Linked DNA regions of Homo sapiens: region 2 is linked to region 1. Evidence: chromatin contacts called from ENCODE Hi-C data. All regions are on one chromosome and are shown on one strand. Each heading gives the region's core, a stretch centred on a gene start or an enhancer-like site at or near the end of the contact. The rest is flanking DNA. Distances are from core to core; before and after follow the strand shown. Region 1 holds the start of PAPPA (pappalysin 1). Region 2 overlaps DELEC1 (deleted in esophageal cancer 1).

Evidence for each region. A loop is a pair of places that touch in the nucleus more often than their neighbours do.
Region 2: a loop to region 1 is called in a map of ascending aorta, with 2.9 times the contacts of the local background. The contact joins the enhancer-like site here to the promoter of PAPPA in region 1. A Hi-C loop is called at or near these places in 1 of 168 maps with a recorded cell type or tissue (ascending aorta).

Annotation. Positions count from the first base shown.
Region 1 is chr9:116,150,277-116,155,649 of GRCh38, reverse strand. PAPPA (pappalysin 1) reads right to left here and starts at 1,859. Exons shown (of 22, transcript NM_002581.5): 1 at 1,063-1,859. The coding sequence starts at 1,477. RefSeq lists a silencer at 1-82.
Region 2 is chr9:115,327,054-115,331,796 of GRCh38, reverse strand. The region is part of intron 4 of DELEC1 (deleted in esophageal cancer 1); the gene reads right to left. Among named protein-coding and RNA genes, the nearest start is that of DELEC1, 190 kb to the right of the region's middle. Within about 2 kb of position 3,381, at least 4 of the 41 ENCODE cell types and tissues checked have a DNase peak (open chromatin) inside an H3K27ac peak, as active enhancers do; they include ascending aorta, where a contact is called at or near this core.

The sequences.
Region 1 (5,373 bases), core at 610-3,109:
GTGTGAGGGGGTGGGATCGCAAAACGCCTTCACACGTTTCCTGGCTGCAGTGAAGGGGGAACCCCTACTCTCACTTTAAGACGTCCCAGGACATGGCAAGATTGTTTGTGCAGAAAGGGAATCTCCCAGACAGAAAAGGCAAAACTTTCCTCCTCTCTTCCAGCGCCGCCCCCACCTCCGCTCCCCAGTTTTATTAAAGGCATTTCCACAGATTCATTTAGAGGGGGGAAAATGGATGCTGGAGCATTTCTAAGGTTTGCAATCCTCGCAAAGTGTCCGATTTCACTATAGGCTTTGCTGTGGAACAGCGAAGGGGAGAGAGAGGGAGGTTGAGGAGGGAGAACTCAAATTCATTACGGGCTCATAAAGTCCCATATGAGAAAAGCGCCCCGTTTCGCAGCCGCGTCTGGGGAACGCTGGCGGGGTATGCGTTAGGAAGGTCTCGTCCCAGCCCCGAGTGACAGGCAATGGGCTTTAAAAGCTAGGACATGGGATGGCGTGGAGGGGGTGAGGGTGAGTCCCAGAGGCAGGCTTCAATCAGTGAGCAACTTTGGGGCACTTCGAGGACTTCTAAGTCCTGGCCATTACAACAACCTTGCCCTTGCCGGCTTTCAGGGGAATGGGGCCTAATGAAGGGGAGTTACCTCCATTAAAACGTCAAAGAAATCAACGGTCCCCAAGTCTCCTTTCACATGCATCTCAATTGGGTCATCCTCCCTTTCATCCCAAAAGGAGAGAGTGCATCTGACCATTCGGAGCACGGGTTACGTGCCCTAGGCTCCGGGAACCAGCCCTCACTGGCCGAGGGTCCGCGGGGCCGCCAGGAGGGCTCCCCAGGTTCCTCCCAGGGATGGAGCAGCTACGCCTTCCGAGTGTGCCCATTCCACCGATGGAGCAAAGTGAGGCTCTCAGCTCGCCCGGATGTCTCTGCGCCGCTCGCGGGGCAGCTCTCGCACAGACACGCCCGCAAGCCCCCGACCCGCCCGCCACCCGCGCCCAGACACCCGCGAGCCTCTGGGGCCGCAGGGACGGTGCAGCGCCCGCCGAGGCGCCCTCACCTACCTGTGATCACTGCCGGAGACCTCTGGCCCCCCTCCGCTCGCAGCCACACTTGCAGCGTGAACGCGTCCCGGGGCAGCTCGAGGTCGGCCCGGAGGCGCAGCTGCTCGCCTCGCCCGCTGAAATAGAGCGCCCGGCTCGGCGGGCTCGGCTCCTCGGTGGCGCCCCTCGCCTCCCGCTGCTGCCGCCGCCGGGGGACGCGCACGGCTTCCCAGGCACCGCCCGGCGGCGGCGGCGGCGGCGGCGAGGCGCGGCGGCCGCGGGCCGCCCGGGTGGCGCAGGTGGCCGGGCCGGCGGCGGGGCGCGGGGGTCGGCCGGCCCGCGGGTCTCTCCGGGCCCGGCGGGGACGCTCGGCCAGCCCGCAGCCCAGCGCGGCGCTCAGCAGCCCCAGGTGCAGCACCCAACTCCAGAGCCGCATGTCCGACGGTTCCCCCCGCCCCCCCTTCGCCCCTGCACCGCCACCCGGAGCTGCCAGCTTTGGGAGCCTCGGCGCCTCGACTTTCTTCGCTTCTTCACCCTTCTTGGGCGAGCCCCCCTTTCCACTTGCTTTTTTCTTTTCTTTCTCGCTTTCCTCCTCAAGGTGTGTGCTCCACTCTCCCCACCTTTGAAAAATACAGCCCAACTCCTCCTGGTTGGCAATTAATTTCTCTCCCCGCTCCTTTATCTGCCTTATTTTTCCCCTAACAGCTGGTTGCCTTCCTCCTTGTTTTATTTCATTTTATTTTATATGATTTCTCGCTCCAAAAAAAAGCTCCTCTTAAGACTGATCCGCTGAATTCCCTCCCCCCAAAAGATGCTCTAATTTATTTATTTTTTGCGTCCTTTATAACACAAGCCACAGCCCCCTTCTCCCCCCCCAAGTCCCCCCTCCCCTCCCTCCTTCTTCTCAAAATGAAAGGAAAGAGGGGGAAAAAATCCCTCAGAAGATGAGTAAACAAGCGTATGCTAATCTGCTCCCCAGCGCTCCACCTTCCCAATTGAATGAGTCCCTGTTAAAACTGCGGGGATCATGACTAATCAATCAGTTTGGAGAGGCCGAGCTATCCAGCTTTCCTTCACTTTGCCTTTTGCCTCCTTTCCTTCGCTCCCGCTTCTCCACCACCCCCTCCTTTTCTCTCTCTCTCTCTCTCTCTTTTTTTTTTTTTTTTTTTAAGGAGACAATCTTAAAGTAACAATTTAATGAAATTCTGTACACACCCCCTTACGGTCCTCCCAGCTCTCATTCCTGCTCAAAACACACATTCCTGTTTTTGTTTTGTTTTGCTTGCTTTTTTTCCCTCCCTCACTCCCCCCACTTATTATTATTATTTCTGATGGCAGGAGAAAAATCTGTCTCTTCTCTTAGGATCCCCTTTGCACTTTGCTGGTAAACCTCATCCTTTTCTGTAGCACATAAAGAGTCTTGAAACTTGATTCTTAGATTTTTTTTTTTAATTCTCTCTCTCTGTCTCTCCCTCCCTCCCTCTCCCTCTCTTTCTCTTTTTCTCACTCTCTCCCTTACTCTTCTTCCCGCTTCCTCTCCCTTTACCTCTTTCCCTCTTCTTTTCCCTGTCCTTTTCCCTCTCAGAATTTCCTTAAAGTTGTACGATGATGAACCATTCCCCTCTTTTCTGAGCCCCCAGATAAGGCTGGCTTCAGCTAACCCAAATGTTTCCAAAGTTCTTATGGAATCATCAGAAGAAAATAGAAGAAAGGCACTGTCCAGGACATCTGCCTTTCAGAAGCTGTAGTCCTAGTACAACTGGGTCTCTGAATTTCCCCGAATACTCTTTAAAATACTCTGTTGGTCATTAGAAATTATTTTAATTTTATAAGAAGAAAATGAGAGAAAAATATTAATTTGCCTAATGTTTTCAACTTAAGCAATTCAGGTCCTCTGAAATTGTTAAAGTCACAGGTAAGGATCTGACCATTTGCTGCTTTGTAGGTCTGTTTTTGAACTGGGACATACATGTAATATATTTTTTTCTTCTTTTTTCCCCCTCTTTATAGAACTCAAAAGCTCCCCCTTATGGCAAAACAGATCTTCTTTTATTTTGTCCAAGTGTTTAATAAGTCAAAACATGTTAGCAATGGTGGATTACAAGCTATTAATTACCAATCTATTCCAATAAGGTAGTGATAAAAATATTCTGTGTGAAGTTTGCATGTGAATAGCGTGCTGAAAGTCTGCGATAAAATTAACTCCACTAAATTGTAACTTTCTTCTTCAATTGCTCTTATCTTCCGAGCTGCTCCAGATCTTTCTTGAGAGCTAGGAACATTGCTACACGCTTCAGGAAGAGAGAAAACCAAGGAAGAATGTTTGTTGGCAAAAGTATGACGATTTGTCGGATGAGCAAATGACTCAGACATCCCCTCTATGAAAGCTGGAATGCGATATATGCAAAGATTATGGAAGCTTTCTGAAAATGGGAGATCTCAGATTCATACCTTCCTAGTTTAGAAAGAAGTTGCTGAATAGTCTTAGACTAAGAACGTTTGAACTCTGTTTCTGTAGTCATAAAATGAAAATAGCACAATACCCTAAATGTGTTTCCAGAGACTGGCTGGAGGAAAGAAAATCTTGGGTGCACAATGTCATGAATAAAGAATTTGCCTAAGCAAATCTTTGACTTTTTGCAACTCCAAGTCATCTGTAAAAGGTTGCCATTGGATAAAAAGAGAGCTATGTTGAACAACATAAATTGTATCATTCAAAATCCCCCTTCCTCTCCAATAGAGGTTGGACCATGACTACTGATTTACTTCAGTTGTGGCAATTAGGCATTTAGAAACTGCATGTCTTCCAGGGGGATTTTAAGTCATTGTATACAATAATTTTGAATATTCCTAGACAACTGGGAATTATTCAATTCTCAGACCAGCAGTGGGAGCACAAGATTTTTACTTCTCATTTCCTACTCCCTCCAACACATATCAGTTCACTGGCCTTGAGTAAGACACTTCATTTCTCTTCCCTTCCACTTCCTTACCTTTAAAATGGGAATATCTACTTGGCAAATTTATTTTGAGGACAAGATATGCTCTGGGGTATAATCTTTTGTAAACAATAAAAATGATATACGAATACCATTTGTTCTATTGTTGTTGTCAAAGACAAAGTGCTCCTCAGGTTCTTAAAGACAAACAAGAATTGAGGAGGCCAAGTTATTTCTCTCCTGTAGGAGGCAGGAAAACGAAGGGACAACGAAGTTCATGTCTTATGGGTCCTTGAACTCCTTGATCTCCGTCCTCAAATGCACTGGGATCATTTGGCAAGACATTTCACTCATCCATTCATTGAACATACATTTACTATTTGTTTCCATCTGTCTTGGAAGCCATTCTAACTCTTTATGCATATATGTATGTATGTATTTGCTTGTTTTTAATTGAGTGCATAAAATTAGATGAAATTTAATTCTTGGTTCATGACCCACCCTAACCCTTGATCTATGACTGACATTCATATATATATGTATATATAAAAGACCTTCATATATATATATATATATATATATATATATATATACACACACACATATATATATATATATATAAAATGTATCATGTACTGCTATCCCTTTTTTACTACAATACTTGATCTTTTATGGATGTGTTCCCTCTCTTTTAATCATTTTTAGTAGAAGAGCAATCGTTTCAATGTCAGGTGACTCAGGATCTTATTCTGCTTTGTGTAGGATCTTTAGATCTCATTCTGTTCTAATGTAAAATGAAAAAACTGGAATCAAATATTCTTAAGATCACTTCCAGATTTGAAATATAATGTAGCCTCTAATTATCGGAGTAAGGCAACAATTCCCATCTAGTCATCCAATATTCAGTTAGTTTCCTTCCTTCCAGCCCTCCTCCCCAGGGACTCCCTTAAGTTCCTGAGGATTTTTTCCTAAAAGGTACTTTGACTCTGTTTCTTCGCTCTTATGATATACTCCTTCAGTGTTCATTTTGTTTGGTAATTACTAAAAGCGTTTTTCCAGAAAGGACATAAGATTCTACTGGAAGTTAGAAAAGTAACATCAAAGTAGAGCCCTAAAGATTGAGACTGATTTGAATGTGGGTGAGGGTGGTTAAAAGTACATCTCAGAGTCACCCTGACCTGGGTTCCTATGACTCTCAGCAAGTTGCTTAATTTCTCTGAGTCTCTGTGACCTTACCATGGAGTTGTCATGAGGATTAGATTAGTGTGTTGCATGACATAGTAGGTGCTCAATATATAAGTACCCTCTTTTCATTTCCACAGATCTAATTTTTAATGGCCCTTTGAGCTTTTTTTCTCAGCTTTTCTCTGGAGCCAGAGCCCTATGTACTTCT
Region 2 (4,743 bases), core at 2,132-4,631, 830 kb after region 1:
ACCTAATTTAAACTACCTGGCATATTATATTGGATTGAGCCAAATGACATTCCTGTTTTGTAGGTTAAATACATATTAGAAGTTTCATAAGGTTTAACCCGATAGGGTCTCTATACATATGTTTCACGACGTGAGAGTTTTTACATATAGATGTGTTGCTTATACTGTTTTTATATAATGAGAAGCACTATGTCTGACACATAGTAAGGTAAATTAAAGGTAGTTGCTGATTTTATCATTATCATCATCATCATCATCATCATCATTCTAAACCACGTAAGAAGATGTAGAAATAAATATGTAGGAACAGAGGAAACCTCATTGTTGCACTGGTTTGGGATACAGGAGAGAAGAGGTCTGAGATTAGATCTTTCATTGCTGCCCAACTTTGTGATCTTGGATCAGGCAGTATCTGTTGGAGATAACACAAGGGCTAGATTTTCAAATTAGACCCACAAGAATAAAATATTTTACCAAGTATCAAACTTTACTAATAATGTCAAAGCTATAAGTAATCACAAGGTACAGGGAACATAGGGAAAAGCCCAGGACTGCCAATACTACTCCACAGCCCTTTTCTTACCACATTAGGACTTGGTCTGATTCGGATTTAACATATGGTTCTCCAAAAGATGTACACAAGTACATTACTTGCACGAAATGAAAGCCAGCTTTTTTAACCCTGAAGTAGTTCCATCTCCTGCCATAGTTACATAGCTTACTTGACACTTTTCAAGAAGCCATTACCCATGAATCCTTAGATTCCAGGTTTGTTTACCATATACAATTCTACTACGGGGGTAAGGTTCATGCTGCTAAAAGTCTCTCAAAGATAAAGACTGCCACTAACAAATATCATTAGTGGTTTTCCCCAGAGTCTTCACAGCATGTTTACAAGGAGATTTGATCAGCCAGATTTCTTCTCCAAGGGAATTCCCAGAGAAAGGAAGGAATGCACAGCAAGCCTGGATAAACCTTTTCTTCCCAATTCTTTAGGCTGCAGTTCCTTCATCTATGAAGTGAAAATCTTGCTCACTATATCTGAGGACCCAAAGTGTTCTAAATCTCATTAGACCTACAACAAGGGAAACCATTTTCTGCTGCTGCATATACTAGGCAGAAGCTAAGTAAACAGCATATAGCAGAAGAGACTCTCTACCATGGAAATTGTTAAACTCAACCCAAAAGGCACTTTCTTACTTAAAGGTTACTCAAACCGGGCACGGTGGTTCACACCTGTAATCCCAGCACTTTGGGAGGCCGAGGCGGGCAGATCACCTGAGGTCAGGAATTCGAGACAAGCCTGGCCGACATAGTGAAACCCTATTTGTACTAATGAAACAAAAATTAGCTGGGCATCATGGCGGGCACCTATAAGCCCACCTACTCAGGAGGCTGAGGCAGGAGAATCACTTGAACCCTGGAAGCAGAGGTTGCAGTGAGCCAAGATCATGCCATTGTACTCCATCCTGGGCGACAAGAGTGAAACTCCATCTGAAAACAAACAAACAAACAAACAAAAAAGTTACTCAGCAAGCAGGTTAATGAAAAGAGTATAAACTCTGGAATCAGAAGCCTGAGTACAAGCCTCAGCTCAAGAATTTAAAGACTGCAGGTCTTTGAGGAAGTTGCCCAAACTGACCAAGCTTCTGTTTCCTCACCTGTTAGAGGAGAATCATGATATTTATCTCCTGAGTTCTGGCAAGTTTTAAAGGAGATGATGCACGTCAATGCCAAGCTCCATGACTGGCATAAAATCATTGGTAGTGATGAAGTCATTTATCCATTTATGCCACTGTATGCAATGTCCACAGTGTACAAAAATTGAATAAAATGATGGAGTTAGGCATACCCTTGAGAGCAGCGCAGATGGAGTAGGAGTTAGGCATACCCTTGAGAGCAGCGCAGATAGACCATTAGCCACTCATGTCTCCCATTCCCACCATCTAGCGCCAACCCATTCAGACAACACAGCATTCAGAACAAACATCCTGAGCCACAGATCTGAACCACTCTGTTGCTTAAAACTGTGCAATAGCTCTCAATCTCCTTAAAGATAAATCCTAACCTCTTCATTCCATGTATAAGGCTCTGAGTGATCATTTTCCTTTCCCAACCACCATGATTAGTAAAGGTAGACTAAGCACTAGAATGAATAATCCCCAAATTTTATCAGCATAACACAATAAAAGTGTGTCCACTGAGAGAGGGGTGATTGCCTGGGGCAATAATTCAGAGACCTTGTTTTCTTTGGTCTTCTGGGTCCTTTGGGTTCTGAGTTCTCTTTGTCTGCCAGAATATGGGGAGAAAGGAAAAGGATCAGTTATTGAAGGGTTGATGAGCCAGACTTGGTAGATGGGCATATAATTTCCTGTCCTATTCTATCATCCAGAAATGAAATCAGAATACTGCTTCACCTAATTACAAAGGAGGCAAAAAAAATAGATACTGATTAGCATTCTATTACCTTTCAGTTGACACTAGAGCAATTCTAGGCTCCTTCTATTTATCTGCCACACCATTCTCGTCCACCTCTCTCTGTGTTTTTGCCCCTGCTGGTCTCGTTGTCAATCATGTTTTAGATAAACTTCTTCTATGCTGAAGTTCTTGTCCAAGGATGATCTTCTCTTCAAGTCTTCCTTTACAAAGCCCCTTCCTTACTCAGAGAAAGACCTAATTGCTCATTCCTCCTTAGTACATCTAGACTTTGTACTAAGCCCTCTTTAGTACTTCTAGACACTCTGTCACTCTGCTCTGATGATTTTGTTCATACACTTGTCTCCCCTCTAGAATTTAGGCTCCTTCTCTGCAATTAGCAGAGACCTGTGCTAATTGAATCACAGCTGTCCCTTCTCCTCCCCCTCTCCTCACCCCATACAGCACATACCCTGGTGCTGAGTGAGCTGCATGGTGGGGAACTGCAATAACATCCAATGTCCCCAGAGAAATAGAGCTGAGTATTAGGAGCTAAGTTTAAGACAAACCACCTGGTTTTGAAGCCCAATGCTGCTGCATAATCTTGATCAAGTTGTTTGTTCTGATTCTCAGAAAAAAGAATGTCTATAAAACCAGAAGATTATTAGCTTCCCATATCAGATGGTTGTGAAGAGTTTATTAATTAATGAATATAAAGCTCTCAACATGGTACTTGCTACACACAAGGAACGCTAAATAAAATTCTACCTATCGCTATTATCATATCCTTCTGACCTATTTTGTGGATGGAAACAGAAAGGCTCTCCCCTGACTTTGAGAAGCCTTAAATTAGGACAGAGAAACTTGCCCTGTGGATATGTGGTCCCCAGAGAGTGACTCAGGCAGACTGAGGCCTTTGTGAGCTCCCATGGCCCTGGAAGCATTCCTTGAGTGAGGTCTGGCAAGGACAGGGAGAAGCTGACAACTTAAATGATTTAGTCTGCTCAGCAAAGTAAACGTGGCTCCAGGAAGTTAGAAGTAACTCAGAATGGAAGCTCCAAATGCCACTGGGTGGAGGAAATTTTTTTTTTTTTTCCAAACTCAATTTGTTTTCACTTAAACTGCTCCATTTCATCAACATGGCTCTTTGGAACATTGGCTAAATTCCCTAAAAATGTCTCTCTTTTTAAACGTTTTCCTCCCTCCTTCCTAGTTCCTCAAATGCAATAAAATTAAATACTTGGAACCCAAGAGAAAGCCCCCCAAAACATCAGATCAGCATAGGTGTCCATCAGGTATGTGTTTGCAAATTGATGGCAAAGTTGGGGCTATAGGTGTGGATGTAAAGTTGCTGTGAACAGCACAGTGACCACAGTTAAATCATTCCCTGAAATGGCCCTGCAGTTGATAAATTGCCTTCTCTTCACAAAGACCCTTTTATCCAGGTCAGTCCTGTGTGAGGCTTTCCATGCCTCCCCATTTAAGCCTCAGGAGGAAGGAAATAGACCTTCATCTATAGAGGAACAGAAGGTTTCTCAATCAAGAATCCAGGTTGCAACCCATTCTGCACTTACACATCTGGGAGATAGACACCCACTCCATTGCCGCACCAACATGACCGAGACAGGGGCCCAAAGCCAGAACATGCTGAGGGAGTTTCTTTCTTTATTGCCTGGAATGTCTTTTAAAATATAACAATAAACAAGAGAATCCTGCTTGTACTAGCTCATGAAAAGTTTTGACATAACCTAACCCTTTCAGTCCATAACCAACTCATACCAGACCAGCTCTGATTCTTTTTGAGTATGAACCATCCCAGTTTTAAAGCCATAGTTTTCTCTTCTGCAGAGGAAATCTATGTCAACAGTAAAAGACTACAGAAAGGATATCTTCCATTTGTTTTTCTGCTTCTTCACCTTTTCTTTTGTTTTTGTAAGAACTTGGCAGAGCTGATAAATTAAGCAGATTTTTCCATACAAGGGACACAAGGATTCATTGTAAACTACACGCAGGAGTTAACAGGACTATAGTAGCCTAGTTTAGGAAGATAATTTCACTTAATTTCATCACTGAATTGTTGAGCATTTACTATCTATGGATATAAAAAAAAGTGCAAAAGAATAAGAAAATAGTAACACCACCATTTTGTAGGTATTTTCCAACAACTGGCACTCTGTTGTAACTGTTACACAATCCTTCAAGATCTCCTTGTTCAGAGAAAATATAAGCTCCTAGAAGTTAGATACTTTGCTCAAGGACCTACAGATAGGACCAGGCAAAGCTATCAATCAATCCAGTTTCGGCTTATCAGATCCTAAAGCCCGTTCA